Regions from separate parts of the Homo sapiens genome. Here region 2 is linked to region 1. The links are chromatin contacts, found by Hi-C or POLR2A ChIA-PET in ENCODE. All regions are on one chromosome and are shown on one strand. The core of a region is the stretch at or near the end of the contact, and the rest is flanking DNA. Distances in the headings are between cores, read along the strand shown. Region 1 has its middle 110 kb from the start of CARMIL1. Region 2 overlaps LOC102724765 (a long non-coding RNA gene).

Region 1 (5,249 bases), core at 1,579-4,078:
ACCAAGGAGATAGCTAAGAAGGAGAGAATTCACTGTGGTAGTTCTTGACTTGCATGTTGTAGGTTGCTCTTTATCTCCACCATGACTGATTTTAGCCTAGGGCTTTGGATCAGGCATAAACAGCCAAAGTTACTAACCTAACAGGCCAGACAGCTTTGCCATTTCATAGTTCTCATTTAAAAAATCTATCCAAGAAGCCCTACCTACCTCAAGTCAATCCCCAGCTTCCTAAGCATTCAAGGCCTTCAGTCTATATCCTTAAGGGAACACATCTGTAGAGACCTTCCTACCACAAGTGACACGTCAGCCCAGCCAAACACTCAGAGGGCACATTATCGTGCTAAGTCCTACACTAAGTGCTAGGGATATAAAATCAAATAGAATTTCAGCCTTCACCTTCAGGAGGTTACAGCCCAGTGAAGGAGACAGACATCCAGCCAGAAAATGTCAGTAAAATGTCAGCAAATGTGACAAATGACCAATTCCTCCACCTTGGTTCTAAGCATTCTCCTCTACCCCATAGTCGGGAATCTTAAGCTATTGTCTCTTTTCTCTCCTGATTCTTAAATCTTTCCTATCTGTTCCTTCCTTTAGCATCTAAATGTGTGGAAGCTTCTCCCATTTTAAAAACTGTAAAACTGGCCGGGTGCAGTGGCTCACTCCTGTAATCCCAGCACTTTGGGAGGCCAAGGTGGGCAGATCACAAGGTCAGAAGATCAAGACCATCTTGGCCAACATGGTGAAACCCTGTCTCTACTAAAAATACAAAAAAATTAGACAGGCGTGGCAGCACGTGCCCATAGTCCCAGCTACTAGGGAGGCTGAGGCAGAAGAATTGCTTGAACCCGGGAGGTAGAGGCTGCAGTGAGCCAAGATCATGCCACTGCACTCTAGCCTGGCGACAGAGTGAGACTCTGCCTCAAAAAACAAACAAACAAATAAACAAAAAAACTGTAAAACTACAATTCTTTCTTTACTTACTGTTACCATCTAGTATTAACCCTTTCTCTTTACTTTCAGAGCCAAACTTCTGGAAAGAGGTGTAGTCTCTCCACCTCTCTCTCCTCCTCTTCTTTCCATTCACTCCTTAAGCCACACACTATGGATTTCACCCTCGTCATTCCACCAAAAGCATTCTTCCTGAGGTCAAAAATATCTTTCTGGGTGGGTGCGGTGGCTCACATCTAATCCCAGCACTTTGGGAGGCCAAAGTGGGCGGATCACTTGAGTCCAGGAGTTCGAGACCAGGCTGGCCAACATGACAAAACCCCATCTCTACTAAAAATACAAGAAATTAGCCAGGCGTGGTGGTGCACACCTGTAGTCCCAGCTACTCGGGAGGCTGAGGCAGGAGAATCACTTGAACCCGGGAGGTAGAGGTTGCAGTGAGCTGAGATCACACCACTGCACTCCAGTGTGGGTGACAGAGCAAGAGTCTGCCCCCCCCCCCCAAAAAATCTTCCACATCATGATATTCAAATAATGCATTCTAGTGTAGTCAGCCCCTTCCTGGACATCTCAGCTCCATCTGGCACAGTCGATGATGTCCTCCTTTTAAAAACACTCTCCCCTTCGGCTTCATGAAACATTCCCTCATTCCCCAAATTCCACAAAACACCAAACCCTTTCCCCTTGAAGCAGACACACTGCCCTAGTCCAAGCCCACATAGCTCTCGTCTGAACCACAGCAGGAATGTCCCAACTGAGCTTCCTGTGTCTCCTCTCACCACCCTGCCCTCCAGCCCACTTGCCACATCACAGCCAAATGAGCTTTATTTAAAATATCAGATTTGATCATATCTCTCTTTAAACTCTTAATGATTTCCAACTTCCATAAGGATAAAGTCCAAAATCCTTAGCGTGGCCTGCCATAAGCATCCTGGTCTGATCTGTGCCTGCCTCTCTAGACTCAGGTCAAATCACCCTCCCCAGCCCTCTCTCCATTCTGGCCGGTGTGATCTTCTTATGGTAAAAAAAAAAAAAAAAAAAAAAAATATTGCATGGACTTTCTCATTTCAGCTGTTCTCTCAGCTTGGAGTGGTCCCCCTCCTCATCTTTGCCTGGCTAACTCCTACTCACTACTCAGATTTCAACTTAAATGCCACTTCATCTAGAAATCTGATTCCCAAGGAATTGGTTAAAGCCCAATATGATCATACAGCTTGTATAGCACTGTAGTTCTTCTTAACAGTCAGCACACCAATTATTACTTATCCAAGGTTTACCTTTACCCCTAGACATGACTGAATGAGAGCAGGGGCCATGCCTGTCTTGTTCATTGCAATGTCCCCAACACCTGGCATGGTGCATATTTTTAATGAATTAAGAAATGAATGAATATACTGAATGCATTAAGAACAATTAAGAGGGACACCTAAACCAGTCTGTAACAGGAAAATGAAGGCCAAGCATTTTCCAAATCTATAATACTATGATTTCTGGAGGAAGAATGCATAGAAAGAGCCAGATGCTTGTAAAGGACAGGTGTATTTACAGAAACAGCAAAGGTGTGTAGAAGGGTTTTAAAAGAATGATTGTTATTCTGAAGTGCTGTAAAATACAGCAGGATCTATGGTGTGAACAAAATCTAATAACTCTGGCCAGTAGCATGTTCTGAGAGAACATATGTTATAGTAGATGAATTTATGTTGCATATGTTTAGCTAAGTAAAGGATACTTACACAATCACTTCTAGAATGAGTCATCTGGAATTAGCTCATGCCCATAAATCAACACAACCCAGGCCTGAAAGAATCAAGGCCTTATACATGCAAGAATTTGACATTTAAAACAAAAAAAAAAGCAGCATTAGCAATCCATAAAAAATGTTAAATCATAAATGTCTAGAGCTGTAAGGAACCTTATATTATCCAGCTCAACCCCGCTACACCTCCTATCATTCTCATCCCAGGGGTGTGTAATATGGGAAGCTGAGGCCCTAGGAGGTTAAGTCACTTTCCTCTGGTTACATGTCTACTTTGTGGCTAAACTGGTCGTAGAAACTGGGTCAGCTGGGCACAGTGGCTCATGCCTGTAATCCTAGTACTTGGGAGTCCAAGGCGGGCAGATCACGAGGTCAGGAGTTTGAGACCAGCCTGGCCAATGTGTGGAAACCCATCTCTACTGAAAATACAAAAATTAGGCAGGTGTGGTGGGGTGCGCCTGTAGTCCCAGCTACTTGGGAGGCTGAGGCAGAAGAATCACTTGAACCCAGGAGGCAGAGGTTGCAGTGAGCCGAGATCTCACCACTGCACTCCAGCTTGGGTAACAGAGTGAGACTCCGTCTCAAAAAAAAAAAAAAAAAAGAAAGAAAGAAAAAAGAAAACAGGTCTGTATTTCAATGCCTCCTAATTATCTGTAACTTTTGATTCTGTAAACTTCAATAAGACTACTCCAAACCATGGCCTGAAGGTGGTTTTCTGGAAACCCTTACCTTCCTCCAGTCTTGATACCGATTCACTATATAGCATATCCTGCGTGAAGAGAAGCCTGTGGGTGCTGCTAACCTCAACACCTACCCCGTACCACCCACACTGCCGAGGGGCTTAGGAGTTCCTAATGGCAGTAACTGAAACACTTTGAGTAACTCCTTTAAATGATGTCCTGTTCTGTGGCATTAAGTAACATCGCTCTCATCTGTCCTTTGTGATTTCTCAGTCTCCCTGCTGTCGTATTTGGGAAATATAAATATTTGGGAATAAACAAACAATGTAAATAAATGTTTGGGAAACTTCTTGTGTTATAGAACATTATAGAAAATATACATATTTGTTTTCATCTATCTATATAGATATATAGATATATATATCTTCTGCATCATGATATTCAAATAATGCATTTTAGTCAGCCCCTTCCTGGACATCTGAGCTCGTTTGGCACAGTCGATGATGTTCTCCTTCACAGTTAGTTCCTGGTTCATAACTCCCACATCCCTTGTTACAGTCTTTCGTTATAATGCTGGGTGTGTTAGGTCTCAGGGGCAGGCCTCAGGAAATAATCTCTTTCCTGCATTCCTTTTACCTGACCCAAGGCAGGATTCTAATGTTCCCTGTCTTTCTGATTGTGGGTCTTAAGAGTCTCCCCGATGAGGGCCTCGCCTCATACCCTGGGGGAAGGAATGCTGATGTCACGAAGTTTCCATAAAAATCCAAGAGGACTGGGTTCAGGGAGCTTCTAGATAGCTGAACACATGGAGGCTCCTGGAGGGTGGAGCCCAGGGAGGGCATGGAACTCTGCATCCCTTCCCCTATGTCTCTCCCTATGTGTTTCTTCATCTGTATTCTTAGTAATATTCCTTATAATAAACAAGTAAATTTAAGTGTTTCCCTGAATTCTGTGAGCTGCTCCAGAAAATTAATCAAACCCAAAGAGGGGATTCCTGGGAATCTCAACTTCAAGCTAGTTGGTCAGAAGTTTCAGAGGCCCAGACTTGCAACTGGTGTAGAGGAGACAGTCTTGGGGACTGAGACCCAACCCATGGGATCTGACGCCATCTCTAGGTAGATAGTGTAAGAATCGAATTGGAGGACATTTGGCTGGTGTCCACTGCTTGAAGTGTGGCAACCAACCCCCTAACCCCCAACATATTTGGTCATAGAAGCCTTCTGTGTTGATTGTTGTAGTGTGAGAGTAAAGACACAGTTTGAGAGAGTTTCTCCCTGCACAGCCACTGATTGCACACTTTAGAATGGCTAAGGTGATAAAGTTTGTGTTATGTACATTTTATGACAATAAAAAATAATTACTCAACAACTTCCAGCTCCAGCCATGATGGTAAGCCCCACTCCTCCTAGATCCTCCCTCTTACAACTTAAAAACATAAAATAAATAAATTAAGATTGAATCCTGAAACATGTTCAATCAACCCATAGGAAGGTACAAAAAAGAGAGACAGAGGGACAGGAAATAGAGGAAACAAAAAGAAAACAAAGTAGTGGGGCAGATATAAGCCCTAACATATCAACAATTCCCTTAAATGTAAGTGGTCTAAATACACGAATTAAAAGACAGAAATTTGCAGAGGGGATAAAAATAAAAACATGTTCCAACAATAGGCTATCTATAAGAAATTCACTTCAACTTCAATTACACAGGTGGATTGAAAGTAAAAGAAAGGGGAAAAGATATACCCTGAATTCATTAATCAAAAAAGAGCAAGTCTTGGCTATATTAATATCAATGCAATTAGTAATCCTTGTTTTTAAACCACAATTTTAAAATTTCACTAGGAACAGCCTTGAAGAGCCTCT
Region 2 (4,684 bases), core at 747-3,246, 150 kb before region 1:
CTGTTGAATAACAGTGCTCTGGAAGCCCAGAGCTAGGGGAATGCTGGGTGCGTGACGAGGCTTTTTTAGGGTTAGAAGTGTAAAAGCAATAGGACCTTTAAAAAAAAATGACAGTGACAGATAAAGAAGTTTACCCTCACCCCCTCCCAGCACTATTTGTGCCTTAAAAAGAGAAAAACAAAAGTTCTTTTTAATTTAAAGTGAATTTCTAAGGAGAAAAAAATTTAATTGTTTTTAGAATATAACTGATTAAAACGAAAACTGAATGTTGAACTTGAGAAAACCATACAAATTAAAGAAAATGCACATAAGGTTTAAAAGAAAAACTTCCTGTGATATGATGACTATGCATATTCAACACAACTTTGGAAAACATTGTTTTTTCACTTTAAGGAGCAATCTTTCCCTTCACTTAGTGCTCTAGTGAGCAATTGTTCAGGAAGAGTAAGAGGGTGGGTTTTCTTAGAGGTCAAGAATCAGAGCTGTAGGAGACTGAATTATGGGCTTGACTGGAAGACTGTGATACATTGATGAGCTTCTTCACGACTCCAAGGGATGATTTGTTTGTGCTTTGATACATGGTATTTCAAAACCAAATTGTACGTGTATTCACCAACAAAAGAAACTGAAGAAATTGCATGAGATTAAAAGTTACAAAGATTGTTGTTTTTTTTTTTTGTTTCTGAGTCACAAGCAAGTCATTTTTGAAAGCACTGTGCTCAGCAAGACAGGTTTATAAATGAATGCTACTCACAGGTGGAAACTAGAATGAACAAAACCACTAAAAGCTACATAAAAGGTTTCTTATTTTTCTGTACTGCATGATTAATTAGAGCCATTGGGTGAAAAAGAGAGGAAAATTGCTTCTCTTTGTTGTATTTAGCTGTTAGGTAGTTTTTATTAGATATTTATATAGGTATACCTTTTGTCACGTGTATAAATGAGAGCCAAGTTCATTATTTGAGGTCTCACTGATTGGGATTTATGATAAGTCACATAGAGATGGTTTTAAGTTTACCTCTGCTTAGCAAATGAAAAATAAAGGACTGCGAAGGGCGGATTGAAAAGATGAACCTTCTAAAGCATTTTGGAAGCTCAATATGCAAACAACCAAGACACTAATTAGAAATGCTTCCTGTTTATCCTTAAAGACAAGAAGCCTGAGAATTTCTAGAAGGCAATACTTTGTTACCCTGAGCAGCTGTACATTTTTCTTTTTCTGTATATTTTAAGAGAAAAGAGTTTTATGTGTACTTATAAAGAAATCATTTATATGAATTTCAGAATAAGAGTCCTGCAATTTCTTTGAATTTATGACCATTCATTGTCAAACGGAGATTACGGTGGTCTAAAATTCAAGACCATGACAACTTTAAAGGAGGTAAACAGAGGAAAATCTTGGGACATATGGCAGGAATGCCTCTGAAAGGAAGTTGGCAGGAGCTAAGAGGCTGAGGCCTGGGGGAAATAAATAATAACTCAAGTGCCCTCCAGTGGAGAGGAGGCTGAGAAGAGGCCACTCTGCCATGCTCCACAGGCCCTAGACCACTCCCGGGCTCCTCAGGTGTGAGTCTGTGCTGATTTGCTGACATCACCTCACAAGCCTCACAAGTCCTGACACAGCAAGGCCAAAAGAAACCACTCAGGCAAACGGCACATTCTGGGATCTACAAGTCTCCTATAAGTAGCTGTTCCAATTTCCAAATATTAAAACAAAAAAGCAAGCTCATTAAGAACTTGCTGATGCATTCTATTTTTAAAATAATAATAAAAAATAATTTAGGTGATACTGCATAGCTCACAAAATATTTCCACGTGCATTATCTTACTTAATGCAAACGACAATCGCGTAGGGGTGGATTCGATTCACCTAGCTTTGCTTACAAGACGGCCCAAGCATCGAGAAGCGAAGAAAAGCACTTAGCACACAGGACTGCACAGCCACCCAGCCCTCTGCGGGTTCCCAGGGGGAGGCGCTCGAGGGTGAAGTACAAACCCATCCCCAGGCTGCGAAAGAAAAGTCTACGAGCTGGCCTCTGTGGGAGGGTCAGGGCCCAGGGTATAAACATAGACATGCTGTGCAGCGGTTTCTGTTTCTTTCACGCACGGCACAGAAGGAAAAGCGTTTGGGGTTCAGCTCTGCCAGGAAATAAATACATAACCGGCCTCGTGGTGGCCATGCTGCAGGTGGCACACTCCGAGCAGGCCCCTTGGGGGATGAGAGGGGCATCTTCTGCTAAGCATGGGAACAGCCTTGGGCGCCCCCAGTGCTGGGGAGAAAGAGGGCCCCCCTCCCCTCGTGTGAGTCACCAAATCCCTGAGCGACTTAGGTGCTCCTGCCCCACCCTCTTCTCTACCTCAGCCCAGCCTCTCAAACACCTTGATCCGCAGACGCCCCCAGGTTGGTAAACCGACTGAACAAGAGGGAAGAGGCAAGTTCCGTGGGTCAGGGCATCACCGAACAGGAATCCCCGGAGACACGCCCAGGAGCCGAGGAGGGCAGAGGTGCTCCAGTCGGGCCGCTGAGCCATCCTTCTTGGCTGGGCTCTGAGAAGAAAGGGGAGTGGGCACTGTCCGCTGGAAGTGAGCTGGCTGCCTATGACCCCTAACAGCTCTAAGCCCGAGGGTTCTGCGTGTTCAGATTTCTTTCTGAGTGGCCCCTACCACCCTCGTCCTGCATAAAAAAGTATTCAGGGACTCAAGCTAGGCATTCTGTAGAGATTTGAACATTCGGTTAATTTTCCTTCACTGTATTCTCAGATACCTGGACATCTAGCACAGCGCAGGAAGATGCAGTTTCCAGTAGATTTCCAAATATCTCCTTAGCTGCCCTCAGACATCGCCAGCCCTTGTTCTGCCTCTAGGAGACTCCCAGAGCTGTGTGCATTTCAACCGGGCCCATGTTTTGAGATTTGGGGATAGGTGGTAGGGTGCATTTTCTGAATAGAGAGGGTGGCCACTGGAAGAACCATAAAATTAGGAGTTGATTGATTTGAGCTTGAGTCCTAGTTCCAGCAGTGAAAACCCGCTCTGGACTTGTACACATGTGTCTGAATGTTGGCTCTGTTCTGCCACACTGTGGCCTGTGACTTTTAATAAGTCCTTTAACTTCTCTGAGCCTCAGCCTCCTCATTTGCAAAATGGATACAATTACCAACCTCATAGGGTTGGACTGAGGATTAAGTGAAATAATGCCCAATAGGGGAGCTGGCACAATGCCTGATACTAATACTACCCCAAATAAATGACAGATGTACTGTCTTACTCCTTTCTCTCTGAGCTTCAGTTTCCACATAAGAAAAAAATTGGGGGGCAGGGATAGTACAGATCCTTCTAGCTCCTCAGGGTAGTTGTGAGTCTCCAATGAGATAATGCATGTGAAATCACTTCCACCACTAAGAATGTGAAGTTTTAATCAATTTTATCAGGTTGACACATTAGGGCCCTTCATCTGGTCCACACCAGGGTGGGAAAGTATGGGGAATAGTGGATCTGATTTGATGTGGGATGAGGTAAGGAAAGGCCCTGAGAATGGAGCTCTGTCTAGGACTGAGAGAAGGCACCATTGTTCAGTACAACTGGAGGCAGCAGAGTGCTGGGAGAGGGTGCCCTCAAAGAAATGACGAGGGCCGGGTATGGTGGCTCACGCCTGTAATCCTAGCAATTTGGGAGGCCGAGGCAGGTGGATCATGAATTCAAGAGATCGAGACCATCCTGGCCAACATGGTGAAACCCCGTCTCTACTAAAAACACAAAAAATTAGCCGGGCATGGTGGCGCGCATCTGTAGTCCCAAGTACTCGGGAGGCTGAGGCAAGAGAATGGCTTGAACTCGGGAGGTGGAGGTTGCAGTGAGCCGAGATCGCGACACTGCACTCCAGCCTGGCGACAGAGCAAGACTCCATCCCAGCTACTTGGGAGGCTAAGGCAGGAGAATGGCGTGAACCCGGGAGGCGGAGCTTGCTGCAGTGAGCCGAGATCGCGCCGCTGCACTCCAACCTGGACGACAGAGCGAGACTCCGTCTCAAAAAAGAAAAAAAAAAAAAAAAAAAAAAGAAGAAGAAGTAATGAAAAAAGGGGTGGATAGGAAACCAAGAACAAACTCTGGCCTGGACACAAAGGAATGTTCATGTATTGACTGTACCGAGAGAGTGAGTGGTCTGACTGATGCCTCACAGATGAGCAGGGGCAAGACCAGGAAGCAAGTCCCATACCCTGAGCTGGGACCCTCCGTGCCCCACATCACTTCTCAGATGACACAGAAATAGAGACAGCACTGGGAGTGAGGGCGAAGGAAAAAAACTATGTAGCCTTACCCTGAAGATTATGCTTCTCATCTTAAAAAAACCAGATATCTTCATTTTGTAACTGCTGTGGGGAAATAGAAGAAAATTGATTTTTTTGTCCTTTGAGGGAATTATAATGATGTCTGGGCTACTCAGTTAAAAGCTGGGTTAAAAACATGAAGTTAAACTATATGCTTTTCTTAAGAGATCAAGATATTCTTTCACTCTTTCCCTTCTGTGTGCAGGATGTTATTGTTTTAGATTGAAAACACACTTTTAACTCAAGGTAGGGAAAGAAAATGGAGTGGGAGAACTAGACAGCCAGAAAGCTCTTCAAACCTAGTGGGACTCGTGGTTCCTCCATAACTTGGTCTTAGCATGACAGGACCGTTACAGCCT

What was found. Hi-C counts contacts between places; a loop is a spot of excess contacts on that map. ChIA-PET counts read pairs that join two places held with the same protein, here RNA polymerase II (POLR2A). Pooled maps may share reads with other maps.
Region 2: a map of naive thymus-derived CD4-positive, alpha-beta T cell shows a loop between it and region 1 (4-fold over the local background). The contact joins two enhancer-like sites. A Hi-C loop is called at or near these places in 1 of 168 maps with a recorded cell type or tissue (naive thymus-derived CD4-positive, alpha-beta T cell), 4 of 37 single-sample maps with no recorded cell type and 8 of 50 pooled maps. POLR2A ChIA-PET finds 5 or more read pairs at or near these places in 4 of 52 experiments (GM12878, H1, WTC11 and 1 more).

What each region holds. Positions count from the first base shown.
Region 1 is chr6:25,171,368-25,176,616 of GRCh38, forward strand. No RefSeq gene overlaps it. Among named protein-coding and RNA genes, the nearest start is that of CARMIL1, 110 kb to the right of the region's middle. RefSeq lists an enhancer at 3,366-3,866. Within about 2 kb of position 2,829, at least 13 of the 41 ENCODE cell types and tissues checked have a DNase peak (open chromatin) inside an H3K27ac peak, as active enhancers do.
Region 2 is chr6:25,025,380-25,030,063 of GRCh38, forward strand. The region is part of intron 1 of LOC102724765 (a long non-coding RNA gene); the gene reads right to left. It also overlaps a transcript of RIPOR2 not described here. Among named protein-coding and RNA genes, the nearest start is that of RIPOR2, 92 kb to the left of the region's middle. RefSeq lists an enhancer at 2,073-2,312. Within about 2 kb of position 1,997, at least 9 of the 41 ENCODE cell types and tissues checked have a DNase peak (open chromatin) inside an H3K27ac peak, as active enhancers do.